Regions from separate parts of the Homo sapiens genome. Here all the other regions are linked to region 2. A link is a contact called in ENCODE Hi-C or POLR2A ChIA-PET data. All regions are on one chromosome and are shown on one strand. Each heading gives the region's core, a stretch centred on a gene start or an enhancer-like site at or near the end of the contact. The rest is flanking DNA. Distances are from core to core; before and after follow the strand shown.

Region 1 (3,739 bases), core at 889-3,388, 410 kb before region 2:
GTGAAGTCTCTGGGACATGGGATGATGCCAGCTGCTGGGATGCAGAAAAGTTGGAGGCAGGGGACAGAGTCTCATTCAAAAGAATTTGTCCATAATCCAAGCTGGGTGTTGTGGCTCACGCCTATAATCCCAGCACTTTGGGAGGCCCAAGCAGATGGATCACTTGAGGTCAGGAGTTCAAGACCAGCCTGGCCAACATGCTGAAACCCCGTCTCTACTAAAAATATAAAAATTACCCGTATGTGGTAGCCCAGGCCTGTAATCCCAGTTACTTGGGAGGCTGAGGTGGGAGGATTGCTTGAACCCAGGAGGTGGAGGTTGCAGTGAGCCCAGATCATGCCACTGCACACCAGCCTGGGCAACAAAGCGAGCAAAGCGAGACTCCATTTCAAAAAAAAAAAAAAAAAATTTTAGCTGCGTGTGCTGGCACATGCCTGCAAATCCCAGCTACTCCGGAGGCTGAGGCATGAGAATCACTTGAACCTGGGAGGCAGAGGTTACAGTGAGCCGCCAGCAACTGTATCTCAAATAAATAAATAAATAAATAAGAATTTGTCTGGAATCTGGGTGAGGCAGAGGAAAATGAAAGAAACCAGAAAAGCAAAGATAAACAGATTTGCAGGGTGGGGTGGAGGATGGAGAATTCAATGGAGCTGAGCACAGCAAGGAGGAGAATGTTGGGCTGAAGGCCTGAGCTTGCTGGGGAGATGTCCTTGATGTCCACACTGGGCATAGAAGGTTGATTGATGCCAGTGGTTAGGGTCCCAAAGAGCCCAGGGACAGCTGGAGGTAGAAAGAAAGGGTGTGGAGGCACGGAAGATGGGCCCATAACCCAGGAAAAGGGAGCCACAGATAGGGGAAATGTATGCAGAAATCGCCACCCTCACTCTGGGAGGCAGGTCCCGACAGATCCCCTTAGCAGGGGACCAATGCCCAGGACCTTGGGGAGATGGTTGGGGACGGGGGAAGCAGCAGATGGTCTGTTACTCAATGAGCACACAGGAGATGTTGGGGGGTCTTGGGGTGGAGAGTGATTCCATGGAAGCCTCTGGATTGGACAAGGAGATGTTGGTGTGAGGTTTTTCCACAGTCCAAGAGAGGCGATTGGACAAGGAGATGTTGGTGTGAGGTTTTTCCACAGTCCAAGAGAGGCTGGTAGAAGAAAAGCAGGTTCTGCTATCAGGCCGGGTGCAGTGGCTCACACCTGTAATCTCAGCCCTTTGGGAGGCCCAGGTGGGAGCATCACATGAGGACAGGCATTCGAGAGCAGCCTGGGCAAGATGGTGAAACCCTGTCTCTACAATAAAAACACAAAAAAATTAGCCGGGTGTGGTGGTGTGCACCTGTAGTCCCAGCTACTCAGGAGGCTGAGACCGGAGGATCACTTGAGCCCAGGAGTTCAAGACCAGCCTGGGCTGGTCAAGACCCCATTTCTAAAAAAATTTAGCCAGGCATGGTGGTGTATGCCTGTAGTTCCAGCTACTTTGTTGGCTGAGGCAGGAGGGTCCCTTGAGCCCAGGAATTTGAGGCTGCGCTGAGCTATGATTGTGCCACTTCACTCCAGTCTGGGTGACAGAGCGAGACCCTGTCTCTAAAAATAAATAAATAAGCCAGGCGCAATGGCTCATGCTTGTAATCTCAGTACTTTGGAAGGCCAAGGCGGGAGGATCACTTGAGCCCAGAAGTTGGAGACCAGGCTGGGCAACATAGAAAGACCCCATCTCTACCAAAAATTTAAAAAATTATCTGGGTGTGATGGTGCACACTTATAGTCCCAGCTACTCAGGAGGCTGAGGTGGGAGGATCACTTGAGCCCAGGTCAAGGCTACAGTGAGTTATGATCACACCACGGCACTCCAGCCCGGGCAAAAAGCGAGACTGTCTCTAAACAAATAAATAAATAAAAAGCCATTTTTTTCACATATGAATGGACTCCTGGGAATGCAAGCTTGGAAATGGGGAGGCCGAAGCCCTTGCCTCTCTGCCTCCTCGCAGCCCTGGCCCGTCTCTCGTCTGTCTCCCTGGGTTTCAGTCCCAGCTCCAGTGCCTACTGACCATGTGACCTGGGGATCATTCCCTTTCCTCTGAGAGCCCCCCTCTTCCTCATCTGAACACTGAGGAAATGACTGGCCTCATATGGTTGCCAGAGCTCAGTTGGGGCCCTCAGAAGGTCGAGTCATTGTTTTTCAGGAGCTGATGAGATCATGGCACGTGTGCCATTGACCTCTGTCCTTCCTCCCTCCCCACCTTTGACTCAGCCTGTCCTCTCCTCCTCTGGACGACCTCTGGGACATCCTGCCCTTTTCCCGTGTTCATTGTTTCTGCAGCAGATGAGCAGGATGTCGGGGATGCTGGGAAATGAAAGGCCCCTGGTCTCTCTGCCGGTAGGCTCTGAGGCAGGGGGTTCAGACCCTCTCGCCTCGGGCTCCTGCTGGCTGGCCCCACACGTGCCCCCTCCAGCCCCAGCCCTGCTCAGTGGAGAAAACAGATAAGGCAGGAAATGTGGCCCCAGTTCTAGGAAGCTCAGAGTCCCAGGAGGCAGAAGACATGCCTCTCACCCGCTCACTGACACCTGCTATTTGCTGGGGCCTGGGAGTGGCATGGACAGCTCTGAGTGGGGCCAGCTTTCACCCTCCCAGGGTGCAGCATGAACTCTAACATCCAGGCCAGGCCAGGCTCCAGGAAAGAGGATGCAAAACTTCATGCAGCCTGTGCAGATTAAACACCAGCCCCAGCTCTGTGAAGGGTAGGTCAGCTCAGCCTGGAGGATGGGAAGGCTTCCTGGAGGAAGAAGCCCTTGAAGGAAGTAGGTGGAACAGAAACTTGCTGTTCTCCTCTCTGGGAGTCTGAGACTGCCCTTTCTTTTTTTTTGAGACAGAGTCTCACTGTGTCTCCCAGGCTAGAGTGCTGGAGTGCAGTGGCACAATCTCAGCTCACTGCAACCTCTGCTTCCCAGTTCAAGTGATTCTTCTGCCCCAGTCTCCCAAGTAGCTGGGACTATATAGGTGTACGCCACCACACCTAGTTAATTTATGTATTTTTATTAGAGACAGGGTTTCGCCAAGTTGGCCAGGCTGGTCTTGAACTCCTGACCTCAGGTGATCCGCCTGCCTCAGCCTCCCAAAATCCTGGGATTACAGGTGTGAGCCACCATGCCCAGACTGCCTGCCCCTTTCTGTCTCTGTCTCAGGCCAGTTCAGGTCTGAGCAGGGCAGTTTTGCTCAGCTTCACTGACCAGGTGAGTGTTGCTCACGATGCCCTCCAGACCCTTTGCCTTCCTCTAGATTTTTTTTTTTTCAAGTTTTATTTTTTTCTTGGAGACAGGGTCTCGCTCTGTCACCCAGGCTGGAGTGCAGTGGCACGATCATGGCTCACTGCAGCCTTGACCTCTGGGGATTAAGCGATCCTCCCACCTCAGCCTCCTGAGTAGCTTGGGACTACAGGCACATGCCACCACACCCAGGTAATTTTTTTTTTTTTTTTTTTTTTTTTGTAGAGGCAGGGTCTTGCCATGTTACCCGGGCTGGTCTCAAACTCCTGGGCTCAAGCAATCCTCTGACCTGGCCTTCCAAAATGCTGGGATTGCAGGCTGGGCCTGCCTTCCTCTAGAGGGCAATGGGTACCATAGCTCACACCTGTAATCCCAGCACTTAAGAGAGCCCAAGGAAGAAGGATCACTTGAGGCCAGGAGTTTGAAACCAGCCTGGGCAACATAGAGAGACTCTGTCTCTACAAAAAT
Region 2 (3,413 bases), core at 176-2,675:
TCCTGAATAAAGTCTGACTTACTGTTTTAACAAGAGTCAGATTTTTTTCTTTAATAAGCGCAGTAGAAGAGGTGAACTGAAGAGGAGGGGCTGCAGTCATTGATGAAGACAAGGTCCAAGGCAAAACCACAGACTAACAAGGTAAGGTGGAGGTTGAGATTTATGGAAGCAGAGTTCAGTGACGGACAGGCCAGGGTATGCCAAGGGAGTGCTTATAACTAACTGACCCTGAAAAAGTTTTTTTTTTTTTTTTGAGACAGAGTCTCGTTCTGTTGCCCTGGCTGGAGTGCAGTGGTGCGATCTCAGCTCACTGCAACCTCTGCCTCCCAGGTTCAAGCGATCCTCCTGCCTCAGCCTCCTAAGTAGCTGGGACTGCAGGCGCATGCTTGAGTTCAGGAGTTCCAGAGAGGCCTGGGCAACATGGCGAAACCCGGTCTCTACAAAATATTTAAAAATTAGCCAGGCGTGGTGTGTGCCTGTGTAGTTCCAGGCACTGCGGAGGCTGAGGCAGGAGGATGCTTGAGCCGGAAATGCAGAGGTTGTAGTGACACGAGATCGCGCCACTGCACTCCAGCCTGTGTAATAGTTCCTGGATCAAAAAAAAAAAAAAAAAAAAAAGGAAATGTATCTGAAACTTTCCAAGCTCCAATTTCCTAATCTGAAAAATTGAAATAGCGGTACCTACCTCACAGAGTGGCTAATTTAATGCAGTGCTATTTGCAAGGGATAATTTATCAAACCTTTAGGCGTTGTTCTAAAGTGCCCATTAAATGCTCACTGAACTCACAGCCTTAGGAGGGAGGTTCGAGTTTATGCCCATTTTACATATGAGGACGCGTTGGCAGGTGGTACTGCTGTTCATGGGATCTGTAAAGAGTGAAGAAGGAGTCTCAGCTCTCAGTAGAGTTCATAGGCTCTAGGATTTCTGCTGGAAGTGAGAACACTGCAGGGAGGCAAGAAAGCGGGCATCAGACGGTGCAAAGCGACCCTGGGCCCAGATCGGCGGCCAATGGCTCCCTCCGGTGGCGGAAGCGAAGAGCGCAGCTGGATCGGGCGCGAAGGGAGGATCCCCGCAGCGGGTGAGGGGCGAGGCTGGGACCCGGTGGAGGTTCTAGGGTTTTGAGAGGTTGGAGGACTAGAACTCCAGAAGTCCCTGAACGAAGTGGGCCGGATTTCCCGTGACGCACCTGGCCCAGGTGTTGCAGCCCCGCCCACCTCCCTGCCGCTTTCCGCCATCCTCACACGCCCCCTTTAGTGGGGTGGCTGCTCACCGCACCTCGGAGCTCGGACTGGGGTCCGGCCCCTGCGGCGACGATTGTTTGTACCTAAGTGAAGGAGGCTCCGAGACCCGCGGCCCACGTCCTGCCGGAGACGCTTGTCTGCAGGGCTGCATTGCATCCCCGGGCGCACGTGGAGCTGGAGCAGCGCAGGCTGGGGAAGAGCAGAGAGGGTCGGGCTTCTCCGGGCGCGCCATGGGGCGGGGCCGAGGACGGGGACCAATAGCGCGCGCGTGCTGGTGGGGGTGGGGACAGGCTCCAGGCCTGGCATCCCGGTAGCCGCAGCTGTCTTTTCCGGCCCCCGTGCACTCTCCGCCCGAGCGGAGCCCCCCGGCTCGCGGGGATCGCCCCCGAGCGCTGCGTCCTGCGGGTGGGTGAGTGAGCGCCTCGCGGCCCCCGAGCTGTGGGGTGCACCTGGCCGGGGAGAAGGATATCTTGGCTCCCTTGCACCCCAACGGGCGCAAAGGGGCAGGAGCCCGGATTGGGGGAGGAGGAGGACCCGGGGACCTTGTGTCGCTCGGTGGGAGCCGGTCTGTGTTTCTGTTTCGCTAGGGTGTGTTTGGGTTGGTAGAGTTTGTGGGGAGGGGTGCCTCGTGTGGATGGGAGGAATCGGGGAGGCTAAGGCGAGGAGGAGGGGGTTTGAGATGGGTTGAGGGAGAGGATTGACGGAGGGTGGGGTTTTGAAAGAGTTGGAAGTTTCTTGTTACCTGTGGGTGCGGTGATTGCATTGGGGGGCTTGGTAGGGGCAGCTCAGGACACCGAAGGAGAGGATGGGGAAGGCTCTCCTGCCCGTAACTTACTTCCCTTTTGGGAGATTTGGTTCCTCTTGCATTGCTAGTTAAGGAAGGAGAGGCTGGAGAAGCCTGTGCCGTCAGAGAACCTTTGCCCCTTTCCAGAACCGGTGCCATCCCTAGTCTCAGGAACATAAGGGAAGGGGTGGCCCCCAGGAGCCGGGAGGGGCCTTGAAACCCCTGCTGACAGGTTTGGGGTACCACTTTTTTGTGGGGCAGTGGCTGGTACCATTTGCAGCCCACGGACTTTTTTGAGTTGCCGGTAAGCAGGGTGTGGGTGCGTTCCTGTTTCCTTGCGGTTGTCTCTTTTTTTTTTTTTATTGACACAGGGTCTCGCTCTGTCACCCAGGCTGGAGTGCAGTGGCATGATCTCGGCTCGCTGCAGCCCTACGCCTCCAGGACTCAAGCGATTCTCGTGTCTCAGCCTCCCAAGTAGCTGTGATTACAGGCATGCACCTTCACGCTTGGCTAATTTTTTTTTTTTTCTTGTGAGACGGAGTCTCACTCTGTCACCCAGGCTGGAGTGCAGTGGTGTGATGTCGGCTCACTGCAACCTCTGCCTCCTGGGTTCAAGGGATTCTCCTGCCTCAGCCTCCCAAGTAGCTGGGACTACAGGCATGAGCCACCATGCCCAGCTACTTTTTGTATTTTTAGTAGAGACGGGGTTTCACCATGTTGACCAGGGTGGTCTCGAACTCCTGACCTCAGGTGATCCACCTGCCTCGTCCTCCCAAAGTGCTGGGATTACAGGCATGAACCACCGAGCCTGGCCAATTTTTGTATTTTTAGTAGAGAGCAGCTCTGTCTTTTGGGGAGGCTTCAGGGTGTTTGATTAGTGGTCTTTGGGGGTGGGCGAGCTCTGTGGGGGAGCTTTTGATGCAACATAATCTCCTTTGCAGGTCACCTAACCCATTTGTGGCTTCCTCTACCTGTGCTCAGCCATGGCCAGCGAGAGCTCACCTCTGCTGGCCTACCGGCTCCTGGGGGAGGAGGGGGTTGCCCTCCCTGCCAATGGGGCCGGGGGTCCTGGAGGGGCGTCTGCCCGGAAGCTGTCCACCTTCCTGGGTGTGGTGGTGCCCACTGTCCTGTCCATGTTCAGCATAGTTGTTTTTCTGAGGATTGGTGAGTGGGTCCTGGGGCGGGTGTGGACTGACTATAGTATGGGAGGACATGATGGGGAGGGGTGGAGATGGGACTGGGATAAGATTAGGAAGGGGACCCAAGAGAAGCGGTTGGCTGAAGGGTTTGGGGAGGGGCTCTCTGTGGGCTTGCATTTAGCTCCACCCTGGAGCTCTGCAGAACCAGGGGGTGGGGGATATGGGGTGTGAGTCCCCTGTGACCTGAT
Region 3 (3,728 bases), core at 610-3,109, 270 kb after region 2:
CACGAAGTCAGGAGTTCGAGACCAGCCTGACCAACATGGTGAAACCCCGTCTCTACTAAAATACAAAAATTAGCCGGGCGTGGTGGTGCACACCTGTAATCCCAGCTACTCGGGAGGCTGAGGCAGGAGAACCACTTGAACCTGGGAGGCGGAGATTGCAGTGAGCCAAGATAGTGCTACTGCACTCAGCCTGGGCAACAAAATAAGACTCCGTCTCAAAACAGAAAAACAAAAAAAACAAAAAACAACAACAACAACAAAATCCACTAGTCTAGCCCTACATGCTCACCCACTGCTAGCCAGTTTCCACCCTCTACAGCAGAGGTACCCAACCTCTGGGCCAGGGGCCCGTACTGGTCCATAGCCTGTTAGGAACCAGGCTGCATAACAGGAGGTGAGTGGCAGGTGAGTGAAATTTCATCTGTAGTTACAGCCACTCCTCATCACTCGCATTACCACCAGAGCTCCACTCCCTGTCAGATCAGCGGCGGCATTAGATTCTCATAGGAGCTCGAACCCTATTCTAAACTGTTCATGTGAGGGATCTAGGTTGCAAGCTCCCTATGAGAATCTAATGCCTGATGATCTGTCACGGTCTCCCATCACCCCTAGATGGGACCATCTAGTTGCAGGAAAACAAGCTCAGGGCTCCCACTGATTCTACACGATGGTGAATTGTGGAATTATTTCATTATATATATTACAATGTAATAATAATAGAAATAAAGCACACAATAAATGTAATGTGCTTGAATCATCCCGAAACCATCCCACCCTGGTCTGTGAAAAAATTGTCTTCCATGAAACCAGTCCCTGGTGCCAAAAACGTTGAGGACCACTGCTCCACAGAATCTATCGGTCACTCTTCCTCCCCTCACCCCCTTGCCCTAAAAGCACACCCTGCAAACCTGCCATGAATTGACACTCTGTTTCTATCCCTTTTCCCCTTGTGTCTGTGTCTGGAGGAAGAGGATAAAGGACAAGCTGCCCCAAGTCCTAGCGGGCAGCTCGAAGAAGTGAAACTTACACGTTGGTCTCCTGTTTCCTTACCAAGCTTTTACCATGGTAACCCCTGGTCCCGTTCAGCCACCACCACCCCACCCAGCACACCTCCAACCTCAGCCAGACAAGGTTGTTGACACAAGAGAGCCCTCAGGGGCACAGAGAGAGTCTGGACACGTGGGGAGTCAGCCGTGTATCATCGGAGGCGGCCGGGCACATGGCAGGGATGAGGGAAAGACCAAGAGTCCTCTGTTGGGCCCAAGTCCTAGACAGACAAAACCTAGACAATCACGTGGCTGGCTGCATGCCCTGTGGCTGTTGGGCTGGGCCCAGGAGGAGGGAGGGGCGCTCTTTCCTGGAGGTGGTCCAGAGCACCGGGTGGACAGCCCTGGGGGAAAACTTCCACGTTTTGATGGAGGTTATCTTTGATAACTCCACAGTGACCTGGTTCGCCAAAGGAAAAGCAGGCAACGTGAGCTGTTTTTTTTTTCTCCAAGCTGAACACTAGGGGTCCTAGGCTTTTTGGGTCACCCGGCATGGCAGACAGTCAACCTGGCAGGACATCCGGGAGAGACAGACACAGGCAGAGGGCAGAAAGGTCAAGGGAGGTTCTCAGGCCAAGGCTATTGGGGTTTGCTCAATTGTTCCTGAATGCTCTTACACACGTACACACACAGAGCAGCACACACACACACACACACATGCCTCAGCAAGTCCCAGAGAGGGAGGTGTCGAGGGGGACCCGCTGGCTGTTCAGACGGACTCCCAGAGCCAGTGAGTGGGTGGGGCTGGAACATGAGTTCATCTATTTCCTGCCCACATCTGGTATAAAAGGAGGCAGTGGCCCACAGAGGAGCACAGCTGTGTTTGGCTGCAGGGCCAAGAGCGCTGTCAAGAAGACCCACACGCCCCCCTCCAGCAGCTGAATTCCTGCAGCTCAGCAGCCGCCGCCAGAGCAGGACGAACCGCCAATCGCAAGGCACCTCTGAGAACTTCAGGTAGGAGAAAAGCAAACTCCCTCCAACCTCTTACTTCGGGCTTAAGGCAGAGAACTCGCCTCCCCAGAATCTCCTCCCTCCATGATCCCCCGCTATTCCTCTATTTTCTTTTCCTCGGACCTGCAGCCTTGGGTCGACCCTGCCCTAGGGGTGACTGCAGGAGAGCAGGGAGGATGGTCAGGCGTCACCAACAACCCCATCACCCAGTAACAAGAACCTTGACTCTCTCAGTCCCTCTGCATCAAGACACTTACCCATTTCCCACCTCATGCCTGCTAACTTGAATGAAACAATCGCTGGGAAAGCATTAAGAGAATTAAGGCTGGGCACTGTGGCTCATGCCTGTAATCCCAGCACTTTGTGAGGCTGAGGCAGGCAGATAACTTGAGCCCAGGAGTTTGAGACCAGCCTGGGCAACATGGCAAAACCCTGCTCTCCCAAAAAAATACAAAAATTAGCTGGGCGTGCTGGTGTGCCTGTATTCCCAGCTACTTGGGAGGCTGAGGTGGGAGGATTGCTTCAGCTGGGGAGGCGGAGGCTGCAGGGAGCCAAGACTGAGCCATTGCACCCAGCCTGGGTGACAGAGCAAGACCCTGTCTCTAAAAATGAATGAAAGGAAGGAAGAAAGAGAGAGAAAGAGAGAGAGGAAAGAAGGAAGGAAGTAAAGAAGAAAGAAAGAAAGAAAGAGGAAAGAGGAAGAAAGAAAGAAAAGAAAGAAAAGAAAAGAAAGCAAATTTAAAGCTTATGCAAATCAAAGATGTTGTGATAATTGATAATTGAGTCTGGGCTAAATTCCCCCTGGGCTGCAAAGGCAGAGAGTGGTAATGACTTCTCACCTGCTTTTCTTCTAAGGCTTTTTTACGGGACACAGAGGGAAGGGAGATGGACTGGATTCCAAGATTCCCACAGGGCAAGATGGGCGAAGACTCCCTGCCACTGCCCGGGGATAAGTCAGTCTGAGTGAGACGGAGTGGGATGGGCTTAGAACCTGAACATGTCATGGTCTCTTCCTGCACCTTGCCCTAGTGTTCACTTACCACCTGCTTGCAGGAAACAAGAAGAGCAGGGCCCACAGCTGGCCAGCTCCCCTCCCCTCCCGCCTGTCTTCCAGAACGATTCCTTCACCAGCCCTCTTTCCATTGCTCTAGGATGCAGATGTCTCCAGCCCTCACCTGCCTAGTCCTGGGCCTGGCCCTTGTCTTTGGTGAAGGGTCTGCTGTGCACCATCCCCCATCCTACGTGGCCCACCTGGCCTCAGACTTCGGGGTGAGGGTGTTTCAGCAGGTGGCGCAGGCCTCCAAGGACCGCAACGTGGTTTTCTCACCCTATGGGGTGGCCTCGGTGTTGGCCATGCTCCAGCTGACAACAGGAGGAGAAACCCAGCAGCAGATTCAAGCAGCTATGGGATTCAAGATTGATGGTGAGCCACGGGACACCAGGGGAGGTGGGTGGCATGCAGAACAGACCTACCAGAAGCCAAGGAAAGGCTGGCTCTGGCTTAGCCGAGCCAAGCCCCATACAGCTGTGCTGCAGGGGCCACCCCATCTTCTTCCCACTACACTCCAAGTCACTGGACCCTTGAATCTCCAAGGGTGTCTGACCAGTAGATTTACCGCTTATTCACCACCGTGTGATCTTAACCTCGTTAAGTTTGCCCATCTACAAAATGAGGATTATTTGCTGTCCTAAAGAATTCATGAGCCGGGCGCGGTGGCTCAAACGCCTGTA
Region 4 (3,917 bases), core at 741-3,240, 370 kb after region 2:
GGAAGCGCTTCCCCGTGCCCACCTCAGGGTACTGCTCCGCCAGCCCCCACTCGGGCCAGCAGAAGCTCTCTGCAGAGAAGAGCAGGCGGCTGCCACTCTGGACGAACTTCTTCAGCAGCTCTGTGGGGCTGCCGGCCAGAATCACGTCGTAGCTGGGTGAGGAAGGGGAGGATGGGCAGGGGTCCACTGGGAACCTCAGCATCCTTACCCCGCTCCCTATCCCCAGCCCCGTTACCTATCCACAAACATGATGATCATATCCTCCCGGTCAGCGTATTTCTCCATTTCCTTCTTTAACCACCGGACCTTCTGTCCTCCACCAACTGTTCGAGCCACATCACCCCCTCGCCACTCCTCTCCCAGGCCCAGGGTCTGTGGAGAAGATTGCCCCGTGCCAGGCAAGGGGTGGGGAGTTGTGGGGGGAACTCCTGACCAGGCTTACCGTGGGGACCTGGGCATCCAGACTTCAGCCCACCCCTCCTGCTGGGACCCCCTCCCAGGGGCCTTTCCCTCTCCTCACCCGCACAGTGTAGTTGAAGAACTCCGCAGAGCGCAGGAAACGCAGGTACCCCTCGGTTTCAGCTGTGGCCACAGTGATCACCAGCAGCTTCTCTGTTACCAGAGGGAAATGGCACTTGAGATCCACCGCCCAGCTCCGGGCCTCACGTGCTTTGCTGTCCTCCCTCTCACTCGACTTCCCTCCCTTTCTTCCTTCCCATTCTTAAACTCTTCTCACCCAGGAACACTCTGACCCCAAGGAGGGCAGGGTGGGAGTGGTGCCCAGGAATTCCGAGTCCCTTTGCATAGGGAGGCTGGAAACCCCAGTTCAGGGTAGTGATGGGCGAGGGGCTTGGCGCGACTCAGCCTCAAGAGCACGCTGGGCGGGGGACGGGCCAGACACCTCCTCGAGCCTCCGACCCTCTCCGGGCCAGGCTGGCAGGCACGCCAGCCTCTGCCCCCTCGGCCGTGCCGGGCCTCCCCGGGATCTCACCTGGGTTGACCGGGTCTCGGCCCCGGGGCCGGTCGGAGGCTGAGGCCGCAGGGGGCAGCAGCAGCGGCAGCAGCAGCAGGAACCGGGGTCCAGGCCCCGAGGAGGTCATGGTGGGGAGCGGGCCCAGACAGCACCCAGGATCCTGGGATCTCCGCTACGCGCCTGGATCCCAGCTCCGGAGGGGAGCTCTGGAAAGGGGGCGCTCGGGCTGCTGTGCGGCCGCCGCGGGGAGCAGCTTGGCTGGGGCTACGCCCTGAAAAAAAGGCGTATCCGGAGGCTACAGAAAGCTCCAGATGCCGGCGCCACAGACAAGGCGAGGATTGTCCCGGGCGCACGGGAGGCGGGGGAGGGGCGGCGGCTCGGGCCGGCGGGCGGGAGACAGGGACTCTGGGCTGAGCCAGCCGCTTGACACATGTGGAAGCTGAAACCTGGACAGGGGAAGTGACCCCTGGCGGAGGGTCGGGCGGGACGCGGGGGCGGGTCCTGGCCGCAGCCCTGCCCAGAGAGTGCGGGCGGAAGACGGGGAGAGCGAGAGGCTGGCGGCGACAGGGAGGGAGGAAGCCTAGGAGTCCGCCGCGGGACGGAGGCCTGGGGGAACTGGGAGTTCAGCTTTCTGCAGAGGGCCACTAGGAACCTCGGATTGCCCACGGAAGCCAGCCACTTTCTTTGACAGTCCAGCCCACCTCCTCTTCTGCCCGGAGAAGCTCCAGGGGCTGCCTTTGTGATCACAGCATCTTCACAAGGACCAAAGGAAAATAAGATTTCTTGTAAGAACACCGTGACCACATCTTTAAAATGACCCATTTCGTGGCTCCCACAAGATTTACACCTCCACACTGAGGCCGGAAGTGGTTTTGCCCCTATAAAACATGGCGAAAAGCTTTCTTGTCTCCAAGGAAACGCCACGTAATGAGTCAAAGCTGTGGCGCACGCGCAGAAGTACAAGCTACCGGAAGTGATGGCGCCCCTACTAAAGCCTTGGGGTTAGTACGCGTGCGCAGCAGTTTCTTCCGACAGTTGTGTTGTGCCAATGGTGGAGAAGAAAACTTCGGGTATGTGAGCCCCCGCGGTTCGCCCCCTTCCCCTTCCCAAGTCAGTCCTAGAATTTTCTTACCTAGTCATTCCTCTTTTTTGGTCTCGCTCTTTCGCCTAGGCTGGAGTGCAGTGGCATAGTCATAGCTCACTGCAGCCTCGATTTCCTGGGATCAAACCATCCTCCCACCTCAGCCTCCGGAGTGGCTGGAACTGCAAGCATGAGGCCCCACGCCTGGTTAATTTTTAATTTGTTATGTGGTGACGGGCTCTCGCTATGTTGCCCAGGTTGGTCTCCAACTCTTGGCCTCAAAGCGATCCTCCTGCGTGGGCCTTCCAAAGTGCTGGGATTACAGGCGTGAGCTGCCGCGCCCGGCCCCAGCTATTCCTCGTAAATCCCTTCCTCAGCCCTCGGGTCCTGGCGTTGACCCTTCATTCACGTTTTATTGGTGCCTGCTCCAAGCCGGGCGCTGGGGATGAAGAGGAGAAAGACCCCTCTTATCCAAGCATTGGCTTTTTCTGGAAGGGGGGCAGAAACGCAGACCTAACACTGTATTTTACTGTGATTTGTGATTTGTGCTATGGCAGAGGGAAGCACAGCGCCTGGGAACAGGGAGACGTGGCATCTAGCCCAGGTTCTGGGAGGCAGGGGACTGTGAAAGCTTGAAGGAAAAATGAAAAAGCTTGAATTGAGTCTTGAAAGTCTAGTTAGGGTTTCTCTCAGTGGGAACCTCACGTGCAAAGGCAGTGAAGCAAGAAAAAGCAAGTCGCTTAGGAAGCCAAGTTCACAGTTTGGATCTTACAGAGTAATAAGAAAGGATCGAAGGCTGGGGAAAGGTTACATTTTGAAAGGCATTATACACACTGCCCAGGAGTTTGAACTCTGTAGGGAAACACTGGAGAGCCAGCAAAGACTTTTTTTTTTTAGACAGAGTCTTGCTCTGTCACCCAGGCTGGAATGCAGTGGTTCTATATAACTCACTGCAGCCTCAACCTCCCATGCTCAAGTGATTCTTCCACCTCAGCCACCTGAGTAGGTGGAACTACAGGTGGGTGCAGGCCACCATGCTGGGCTAGTTTTTATATTTTTTGTTGAGATGGGTGTCTCACTATGTTGCCCAGGCTGGTCTTGAACTCCTGAGCTCATGTGATCCTCCTGCCTCGGCCTTCCAAAATGCTAGGATTACAAGTATGAGCCACTGCGCTTGGCCCTTTTAGTTTTTCTTTCTTTCTTTTTTTTTCTTTTTGAGACGGAGTCTTGCTCTGTCCCCCAGGCTGGAGTGCAGTGGCGCAATCTCGGTTCACTGCAAGCTCTGCCTCCCGGGTTCACACCATTCTCTGGCCTCAGCTTCTGGAGTAGCTGGGACTACAGGCGCCCGCCACCACACCCAGCTTATCTTTTGTATTTTTAGTAGAGACAGGGTTTCACCATGTTAGCCAGGATGGTCTTGATCTCCTGACCTCGTGATCCACCCGCCTCGGCCCCCCAAAATGCTAGAATTACAGGCATGAGCCACTGCGCTTGGCCCTCTCAGTTTTTCAAAGGCATCGCAGTCTCCCAGCCATCAGTTTTTTCATGTTGGCCTCAAGGTCTGAAATACCCCGCTGTCTCCCCTAGCCAGGTCATTCACCAGTTAGGCCTTAACCTAGACTTACCTTCTTCTGGGAAGTCTTCCCTGACTACTCCAAGGCCAGGTTGGGTGTTTCTGTCCTGGGCTCTGCAGCACTTTATACTTCCGTATCCTAGCCTACTCCATGCTGTACTTACTGTGTTTGTTTCATTAATCATTTGTGTTTGCCACTGGACTGTAAGCTTTGGCATCCCTAAAACCTAGAGCACTGCCTGGCATTTGGAGGGGAGACAGAGTAGTACAGTGATCATAATCATATTTTT
Region 5 (3,836 bases), core at 1,337-3,836, 300 kb after region 2:
CGAGATTGTGCCACTGCACTCCAGCCTGGGCAACAGAGCAAGACTCCATCTCAAAAAAATAAATACACAAAATAAATAAATAAAGTGGAGACAGGAGGTGAGGCCTTACCAACAATTGCATCATGTGCTACTCAAAAATAATAGCACATTAGTTGCCAACAATTATCTACCATTAACTTTTCTGCATGACAAAATTTAAGATTTTCTCTTATCCTTCTATCCAGACCTCTTTACTTTATCATTTGTGCTAGGGAAGCAGGAGCCTCAGAGAGCCAGCATAAAGCCATTTTAAGTTCAGCTCCATCTTGAAACTAACAAGGCACATTCCTTGTCAGTCACAACCCAAAGCTGTTTACAGTTGGGGAAACAGCTTAAAGATACCTGCAAGGACAGACTCCTCCAACTACAGAAAATCCAGATGCCCCAATACCCATAACAATATGTGCCTTTAAGATAATTATAGTTCTGGCTGGGTGTGGAGGCTAAGGCAGGATTGCTTTAGGCCAGGAGTTCGAGATCAGCCTGGCCAACATTGCAAAACCCCCTCTCTACTAAAGATACAAAAATTAGCTGGGTGTCGTAGCACATGCCTACAATCCCAGTAGTGAGACCCCATCTCTACAACAAAATATTTTTTTAATTAATTGGATGCACTGGTTCATGCCTGCAGTCACAGCTACTTGGGAGGCTGAGGTGAAAGGATGTAGCTGTAATCCAGCTATTAGGGATGCTGAGACACAAGAATGGCTTGAACCCAGGAGGTGGAGGTTGCAGTGAGCTGAGATCACGCCACTGCACTACAGCCTGGGCAACAGATCAAGACTCTGTCTCAAGAAAAAAAAAAAAGGAAGAAAGATAATTAAGTTTTGCTTTGATGTACTTACCTACTAGAATGTCAAGGATAGTTAAATTAACAGAATAATAAATTTTGTCATGCCATTGGCCCATCTGCACATTGACTCGGCTTAGTTTAGTCTCTACAAAAACAAGACCCCTATATAAGAAAAACTTAAAGGTCAGGGGCGGTGGCTCATACCTGTAATCCCAACACTTTGGGAGGCTGAGGAGTGTGGATACCTTGAGTCCAGGAGTCCCAGACCAGCTTGGGTAGCATGACAATACCCTGTGTCTACAAAACATACAACTATTAGCTGGCTGTGGTGGTGCATGCCTGTAGTCCTAGCTACTTGGGAGACTGAAGTGGGAGGATCGCTTGAGCTCAGGAGGTGGAGGCTGCAGTGAACTATGATCATGCTACTACACTCCAGCCTGGGCAACAGAGTAAGACCCTGTCTCAAAAAAAGAAGAAAAAAAAAAAGAAAGAAAGAAAAGAAAAACTTAAGACAGTGTGTTCCTCTGTTTGCTTTCTGAGGACGCCCTACTCCGTAAGGGTGTAGCTTTCAATAAACTCTCTCTTCTCATCGCACTCTACGACTTGCTTTGGGTTCCTTCCTGCATGAGATCCAAGAATTCTCTCTTGGGGTCTGGATCGGGACCCCTTTTTCCAGTAACATGTAGACACACACACACATTCAGTTTAAAAGCCCATATTACAACGTACATCCACCTCATCTTCACACTGAGATTTGGGTGACATCTGTCCCTTTTTGAGTTTTGACCCAAGTTAACCTTTTAAGACGCTCTTTATTTCTTCCCCTTTTGCCTCAGTTCACGTTCCTCCCCCTTCTCCTTACATGCCTTTTATAGCAGCCTCTCCTTTTCTCTTTTATTCTTTTTCTACACATTTCTCTTACTGTAAAATCAGAAGCCAGGCGCGGTGGCTCACGCCTGTAATCCCAGCAGTTTGGGAAACCGAGGCGGGAGGGTCTCTTGAACCCAAGAGTTCGAGACCAGCCTGGGCAACATAGTAAGACCCCCGTCTCTACTAAAAAAAAATTAAAAATTAGCTGGGCATGACGGTGTGCGTCTGTAGTCCCAGCTACTCAGGAGGCTGAGGCGGGAGGATCGCTTGAGGCCAGGAGTTCAAGGCTGCAGAGAGTCACGATCCCACCACTGCACTCCAACCTGGGTGACGCGGCCAGACCCTGTCTCTAAAAAGAAAAAAACTAGAGGGGTGTATCTATCACGCTTTCAATAGATATTCAGCTTGGGTTCTATACTTTTCTCATGACCCTTTGTCTTTCTGTTTTCCAGGTCACTCCTCCTCCCCTACACTTAATTCCCACCCTGCTCCCTTTTCACGGCCCACTCCCCTTCCAGGAGTCCTGCCTGCTGCTTCGAACTCCAATGATCGTCCCATTCACCTCTCACCCCTTTTCCCGCCTTTTTGCCCCACAAGGCTCCAAAGCGCGAGGACCTTATTGTCCTCCTCCCCCATCCTCCAACCAGCCCACAGGACAGCCGCGTTACCATGACGACCGGGCTCCTAGAAGCTGCAGTCAAGGACCTGGTTGCCATGGTTTCCGCTTCTCCGCCTCCAGCCCCGCCCGCGCTCCCCGCGGCGTCGGCGCCTGCGCAGTGCGTGGCGCGCCGGGAGTCAGAGCCTGGGCGGGACGGGGCGGGGCTTCGGGCGAGAGGGAGGGCAGCAGGAGAAAGGATAAGAAAGGGAGTGGGACTGGCGCCTACGGTGGCCGAAGTGGGACGCGCCGAGCCGGAGGCTGCAGGATGGTAGGCTGTGCGAAGAGGGAGGGGAGGGGGAAGCGAGGGGCGTGGGCTGCACCTGCGGGGGTCCTCGGGGGCCGCCCTCGGGGTGAACCGCCCTGTCTTCCCTCTGGTCCTCAGAGGCCTCCCTTGCCTCGGCGGGTGGGCGAGCCGGGCTCGGGAGGAAGAGGGGGAGGTGGCATTCGGGAGAGGGGCGGGGAGGGGGCGCATTTGCAGGGCGAGCGGGGGCTGACGAAGGGGCGGCGGGGCCGTCCCGAGCCGGGAGGGGCGCTCTGGTCTTGGCCCCTGGGGTCCCTCGATCCCCGCTGCAGGGAAGCCGCCCGAAGCAGAGGGTTGCGGGAGTCTCTTTGCTGAGGGAGGGAGCGGGGGTCACCAGTCACCGAGACCCCCTTCCCGGGCTGCACAGGCGGGAGCGGGGACCCGGGTGGGGAGAGGGGTGTGGGAGGGGAGTTTCCGGGTCGGAAAAGGGAGCGCCCTACTGCGTTCGTGGCCGTGCTTGCCTAGAGGCTGGGCCCAGGTAGGGAAGCGAAGTGGACTCGTGGTTTTTCTCCGAGGGACCCAGGCTTTGGGATCCCGGGCTCCGGGGCTCTCTGCCCCCCTTCCCATTCTCTTTCCGGAATCCAGGCCTTCCGTCTTCCTGCTTGCTCCCCACCCCCCTATTTGAGCGCCGCACGAGGCTCCCCAGCGCCCCTCTTTTCCCCTCCACCAAAAAAATCAGTTCTCCTGAATTCTGATTTTTCACTTACTAAGCTAGTACAGTGCCACACACCCAGGGATTCCAAGCCTGGGCATGTCCATGAATAGAAGAGCTACTGGGGTAAGGAGAAGACTCCAGGATGTGGCCCAGACCCCCCGGAACTGGGAAGCTGGGGTACACTGGGCAGTGAGGGTTCTGTCTTCCATCCCACTTGACCCAGCTTGCTGTCTGTTCTGCAGACATTCTTTTAGGGGAACCCCCTGGGTGGCGGGGCCCTAACTGAGGGAAATTGGTCACCTGGTGTCTGGGGAGGAGTGGGCGCTTAGCAGGAGGCACCCTAAAAGGAAGAAAAGTTAAAGAGAAATGTCGAAGACCAAATGCCTGGGTGCCTGCAGAGAGGAAGATAGGATTTGGGCATCTGCATACCCTGTGTGGTGTTGGAGATACATACTACAGAGGAGGATACCCCTGGGCATAGGCCTGGCACTGGAGGATGATATGTTTGGGAGATCATTAA
Region 6 (3,582 bases), core at 282-2,781, 390 kb after region 2:
GGGGGACAGAGCAAGACTCCGTCTCAAACAAAAACAAAAAACAAAAAGCACTATCTGCTCACAATTTTGTAGGACAGTCCTCTGTACCTCTTCCATGCCACAAAAGATTCTCAATAGCTGCTAAGCAACACGGTGGTGGTGTTGGGGGGAAGGGCATGGGCCTAGGTCTCACAAAACAGGAGCTTCTAGTCCCAATTCAGCCATTAACTGATTAGTTGGGTGACCTCAAGTCACTTTCCCAGATCAAGACAGTCCTGGGGGAACTGACATGCTACACTCTGTCTGGCAAAACAATGGTGGGCGGTAAGTAGCCAAAAGTTCACTGGGAGACGTCAAGCTAAGTATAGCCCTTGGTGCAGTAAATCTACCGGAGACAACTCAGAGGTGCCTGGACTACGGGGCCCACATCGCAGAGCAGCCCAGATGGCAGCGGGAAAGGGAGAGTACAGCGCCTCACCCTCGAGCAGCACGATGCCTTTACGGATGTCATCATTGTACTTGCTCCGCACCAGGCACCAGGCGTACTCAAACTGCGTGCTCTTGGACACCGAGCCTGCTGCCTTCTCAGACTGAAATTTCTTTTCAAACTTCTGCCACAGGGGAGGAAAGGAATCATTTAGAAATGTAGGGCGTCAACCATTCTCTATCTGGACATGCCATCTCCCTGGCTCTGCCCCTTTCCCTCGCAGGTCTCGGTATCTGGCACCCCAGCTTCTGCTATCTCCATGCCCGGGACCCAGGCTTTCGGCTCCTCCGGGCCTGCGGGCCAGCTCTTGGGACAGAGGCCCCCGGTCTCCCCTCCCCGCGGCGGTACCGAGCGGAGATGCCACCTGGTGGCAGCTCCAGGCACCGCTCCCGGAGCAGCTGACCCCGGCGGCCGAACAGTAAACACGCTGTCAGAACTGCTCAACAGCCCACGCGGTCCTCATTTGAGGCTGCTGGCCCCATCCTGCCCCACCCTGCCGGGCCTGGACCTTTTATTGTCCAGGAATAGAAGTAGTGCCTACCTCCTAGAGCTACAAAGACTGAGATCTGGCATGCGATGCCTTAGCACCGTGCCGGACGCAGTAATAGGTGACACCTTATGATGGTCACTGTATTCCTCCACCGCTGGAGGAGCGCCCTGAGCTCACAGCTCCTGCATGATCCCAGATCCCGTCAGTCTAACCACGGTCGGGCTCCAGGCCCGTAGTCTGAGGTGTGGGGGGCTCAGGACACTACAACTCCCAGGAGCCTCTGCGGCATAGCAGGCCCTCCGGGCAGGAGCCAGGCGCTGTGGAGGCTGCCGGGAGCCGTAGTTCGGCTTCCCTCGGCCAAGCCGATGCCGGGAGGAGGGTTCGGCCCCTACCTGACTCTCCTCAGGACCCGCCCTCCGACCTTCCCTTTCCCTCTGTCCGGGCCAGGCCTCACCAGCAGGTCCTCCACAGACACCAGCTCGTTCAGCACGGCCTCCATGGCCACTGCCCCCGCGAGCCTCACACTACAGTCTACTGTGCCACAGTCTCCATGGCCCAGTGGCAGGGGCGGAGAACCACTTCCGGCGTCCGGCGGATGCTGGCACGACCTGGCGACGCCCCGCCCCTTCCTCTCAGTTCAGCAGCGCCGGCGGGGCGCTAGTGCGCAGGCTCGGCCGGTCCCTCCAGCCCGCAGACTGCGCGCAGGGAGACCTTCCCCAGGTTGGTCTTCCCAGGTGCCTCAGCCGGTGCCTTCCTCTGTGGAGGCTTCCCTAGGGAAACTGGAGGCCATGTCTTGGCGGTTAGCCCCCAGGATGAAAACAGCAAAAAGAGGGTGGGTAGCTGACCAGAGATCACAGTACATTAGGGTGCCAAGCTGACGCCCCTCAGAAATCTAGGACCTTGGAGGCCACGTGACTATTCATCGCCTGCAACAAAATCTTAACTAGAACCGGGAGCCCGGCGCGTAGCTCACGTCCGAAGCCCAACAACTTGGGAGGCCGCGGCGGGAAGATCGCTGGAGGCCAGGAGTTCAAGACCAGCCTGAGCAACATAGCGAGACCCTATCTCTACAAAATTTTTAAAAAAATCAACCGGCGTGGTGGCGTGCACCTGTACTCCCAGCTACTGGGGCGGCTGAGGCAGGAGGATCGCTTGAGTCCGGGAGTTCGAGGCTGCAGTGAGTTATCGCGCCACTGCACTCCAGCTTGAGCGACAGAGACCTTGTCTCAAAAAACCCACCAACAGCAGCAAACTAGTATCGGGGTTTCTTGGGCCTCTGCTGACTCTCACAATGCAAGAGCAGAGGCAACTGGATCTGTAAACCACACAGCCACACAGGGGTAGTCATAGGAGACACTATCAACGGGAAGTTTTTCAAAAAGCAACGGCCCCATTATTGGCAGAGAAGGTCCAATTTTCAATATTATTTACATAAACCATTTTGGGAGTGCACCCCAGGCGGGAAACCTGCCACATGGGGTCACGGGCAATGGGGAGCTTAGCAGTGAGGAGCTATCAGAGCATGGGAAGGAGAAAGGTGTGGACACCTCTGGCTTCAGTTTCTGTGCAGTGAGGGGACTGGGTAAGTAGCAACTTTCAAATTCTTTTCCCCTTGAGTCACATTGGAGTGTAAGTTCCTTGAGGGCAGAGACTTACCTTGCTTATCCAGCATCTAGCACAGGGCTTGGCAGAGAGTGAGGGCTCAATAAATATTTGTTGAATAAACACGGAAAAAGCAAATTAATTGTAAACAAGGCACTGCACATGCAGGGGATAATCATCCAGACACCTTCCGCGTTTGCAAAGCCCCTTTAATTTTTATTATTTTTTAGAGACAGGGTCTCATTCTGTGGCCCAGGCTGGAGTGCATGCAGCGGCACAATCAGAGCTTACTGCAGCCTTGACCTCCTGAGCTCCTGTAATCCTCCTGCCTTAGTCTCCCAAGAAGCTGGGACTACAGGTGTGCACCACCACACCCAGGTTGTTTTTTGTTTTTTGTTTTTTTTTTCCGAGACAGTTTCTCGCTCTGTCACCCAGGCTGGAGCGCAGTGGCACAATCTCGGCTCACTGCAACCTCCGCCTCCTGGGTTCAAGCGATTCTCTTGCTTCAGCCTCCCAAGTAGCTGGGATTACAGGCGCCGGCCATCACACCCAGCTAATTTTTGTATTTTTAGCAGAGATGGGGTTTTACCATGTCAGCTAGGCTGGTCTGAAACTCTTGACCTCAGGTGATCAGACTGCCTCGGCCTCCCAAAGTGCTGGGATTACAGGCGTGAGCCACCGTGCCCAGCCAAGCCTCTAATATTTTTCTCCTCATAATAGTCTCGTGAGTTAGAAAGACAAGAGTTATTCTTCCCTATTTGGCGTGGATGGTTGAAATGACTGATACAGTAAGCTCTGTAAGCCTTGAGAGAATCCCCAGGTTGGGGAACTGGCTGCCCACTAGCATAAGCCTCAAGGGGAAAACTTCATGTTCATTCAGAGAAGTATACAGCACCTAATTTTGCCTGGGCCTTGGGGTGGCACAAAGGACACTAGGGCTGAGTGCAGTGGCTCACGCCTGTATTCCCAGCAGTTTGGGAGGCCAAAGCGGGTGGATCACCTGAGGTCAGGAGTTCGAGACCAG

Evidence for each region. A loop is a pair of places that touch in the nucleus more often than their neighbours do. ChIA-PET counts read pairs that join two places held with the same protein, here RNA polymerase II (POLR2A). Pooled maps may share reads with other maps.
Region 1: POLR2A ChIA-PET joins it to region 2 with 17 read pairs in OCI-LY7. The contact joins the enhancer-like site here to the promoter of SLC12A9-AS1 in region 2. A Hi-C loop is called at or near these places in 2 of 168 maps with a recorded cell type or tissue (B cell and CD8-positive, alpha-beta T cell) and 11 of 50 pooled maps. POLR2A ChIA-PET finds 5 or more read pairs at or near these places in 6 of 52 experiments (B cell, HEK293T, OCI-LY7 and 3 more).
Region 3: a pooled map shows a loop between it and region 2 (2.4-fold over the local background). The contact joins the promoter of SERPINE1 here to the promoter of SLC12A9-AS1 in region 2. A Hi-C loop is called at or near these places in 3 of 50 pooled maps. POLR2A ChIA-PET finds 5 or more read pairs at or near these places in 3 of 52 experiments (BJ, GM12878 and common myeloid progenitor, CD34-positive).
Region 4: a pooled map shows a loop between it and region 2 (6-fold over the local background). The contact joins the promoter of ZNHIT1 here to the promoter of SLC12A9-AS1 in region 2. A Hi-C loop is called at or near these places in 1 of 168 maps with a recorded cell type or tissue (dorsolateral prefrontal cortex) and 10 of 50 pooled maps. POLR2A ChIA-PET finds 5 or more read pairs at or near these places in 1 of 52 experiments (PC-9).
Region 5: a loop to region 2 is called in a pooled map, with 5 times the contacts of the local background. The contact joins the promoter of AP1S1 here to the promoter of SLC12A9-AS1 in region 2. A Hi-C loop is called at or near these places in 7 of 50 pooled maps. POLR2A ChIA-PET finds 5 or more read pairs at or near these places in 3 of 52 experiments (AG04450, Panc1 and activated T-cell).
Region 6: a loop to region 2 is called in a pooled map, with 14 times the contacts of the local background. The contact joins the promoter of FIS1 here to the promoter of SLC12A9-AS1 in region 2. A Hi-C loop is called at or near these places in 8 of 50 pooled maps. POLR2A ChIA-PET finds 5 or more read pairs at or near these places in 5 of 52 experiments (Caco-2, MCF 10A, PC-9 and 2 more).

The regions. Positions count from the first base shown.
Region 1 is chr7:100,442,398-100,446,136 of GRCh38, forward strand. No RefSeq gene overlaps it. Among named protein-coding and RNA genes, the nearest start is that of PPP1R35-AS1, 7.6 kb to the left of the region's middle. RefSeq lists enhancers at 1,436-2,120, 2,121-2,805, 2,716-2,875 and a cis regulatory region at 1,921-2,774. Within about 2 kb of position 2,139, at least 16 of the 41 ENCODE cell types and tissues checked have a DNase peak (open chromatin) inside an H3K27ac peak, as active enhancers do; they include B cell and OCI-LY7, where a contact is called at or near this core.
Region 2 is chr7:100,851,189-100,854,601 of GRCh38, forward strand. It overlaps SLC12A9-AS1 (SLC12A9 antisense RNA 1), which reads right to left and starts at 1,426. Exons shown (of 2, transcript NR_146550.1): 1 at 1,326-1,426. It overlaps SLC12A9 (solute carrier family 12 member 9), which reads left to right and starts at 1,525. Exons shown (of 14, transcript NM_020246.4): 1 at 1,525-1,647; 2 at 2,968-3,190. The coding sequence starts at 3,010. RefSeq lists enhancers at 742-941, 1,012-1,161 and a silencer at 1,452-1,761.
Region 3 is chr7:101,125,245-101,128,972 of GRCh38, forward strand. SERPINE1 (serpin family E member 1) reads left to right here and starts at 1,860. Exons shown (of 9, transcript NM_000602.5): 1 at 1,860-2,000; 2 at 3,149-3,420. The coding sequence starts at 3,150. RefSeq lists enhancers at 736-1,515, 2,296-3,075, 3,076-3,728.
Region 4 is chr7:101,216,175-101,220,091 of GRCh38, forward strand. ZNHIT1 (zinc finger HIT-type containing 1) reads left to right here and starts at 1,991. Exons shown (of 5, transcript NM_006349.3): 1 at 1,991-2,043. The coding sequence starts at 2,022. It overlaps PLOD3 (procollagen-lysine,2-oxoglutarate 5-dioxygenase 3), which reads right to left and starts at 1,407. Exons shown (of 19, transcript NM_001084.5): 1 at 992-1,407; 2 at 521-612; 3 at 236-372; 4 at 1-152. The coding sequence starts at 1,100. RefSeq lists enhancers at 513-1,035, 1,584-1,703, 1,797-2,338 and silencers at 834-953, 1,014-1,063, 1,204-1,483.
Region 5 is chr7:101,151,890-101,155,725 of GRCh38, forward strand. It overlaps AP1S1 (adaptor related protein complex 1 subunit sigma 1), which reads left to right and starts at 2,587. Exons shown (of 5, transcript NM_001283.5): 1 at 2,587-2,628. The coding sequence starts at 2,626. RefSeq lists a silencer at 2,329-2,568 and enhancers at 2,379-2,673, 2,993-3,493.
Region 6 is chr7:101,243,550-101,247,131 of GRCh38, forward strand. FIS1 (fission, mitochondrial 1) reads right to left here and starts at 1,532. Exons shown (of 5, transcript NM_016068.3): 1 at 1,411-1,532; 2 at 458-590. The coding sequence starts at 1,455. RefSeq lists enhancers at 1,176-1,225, 1,316-1,555.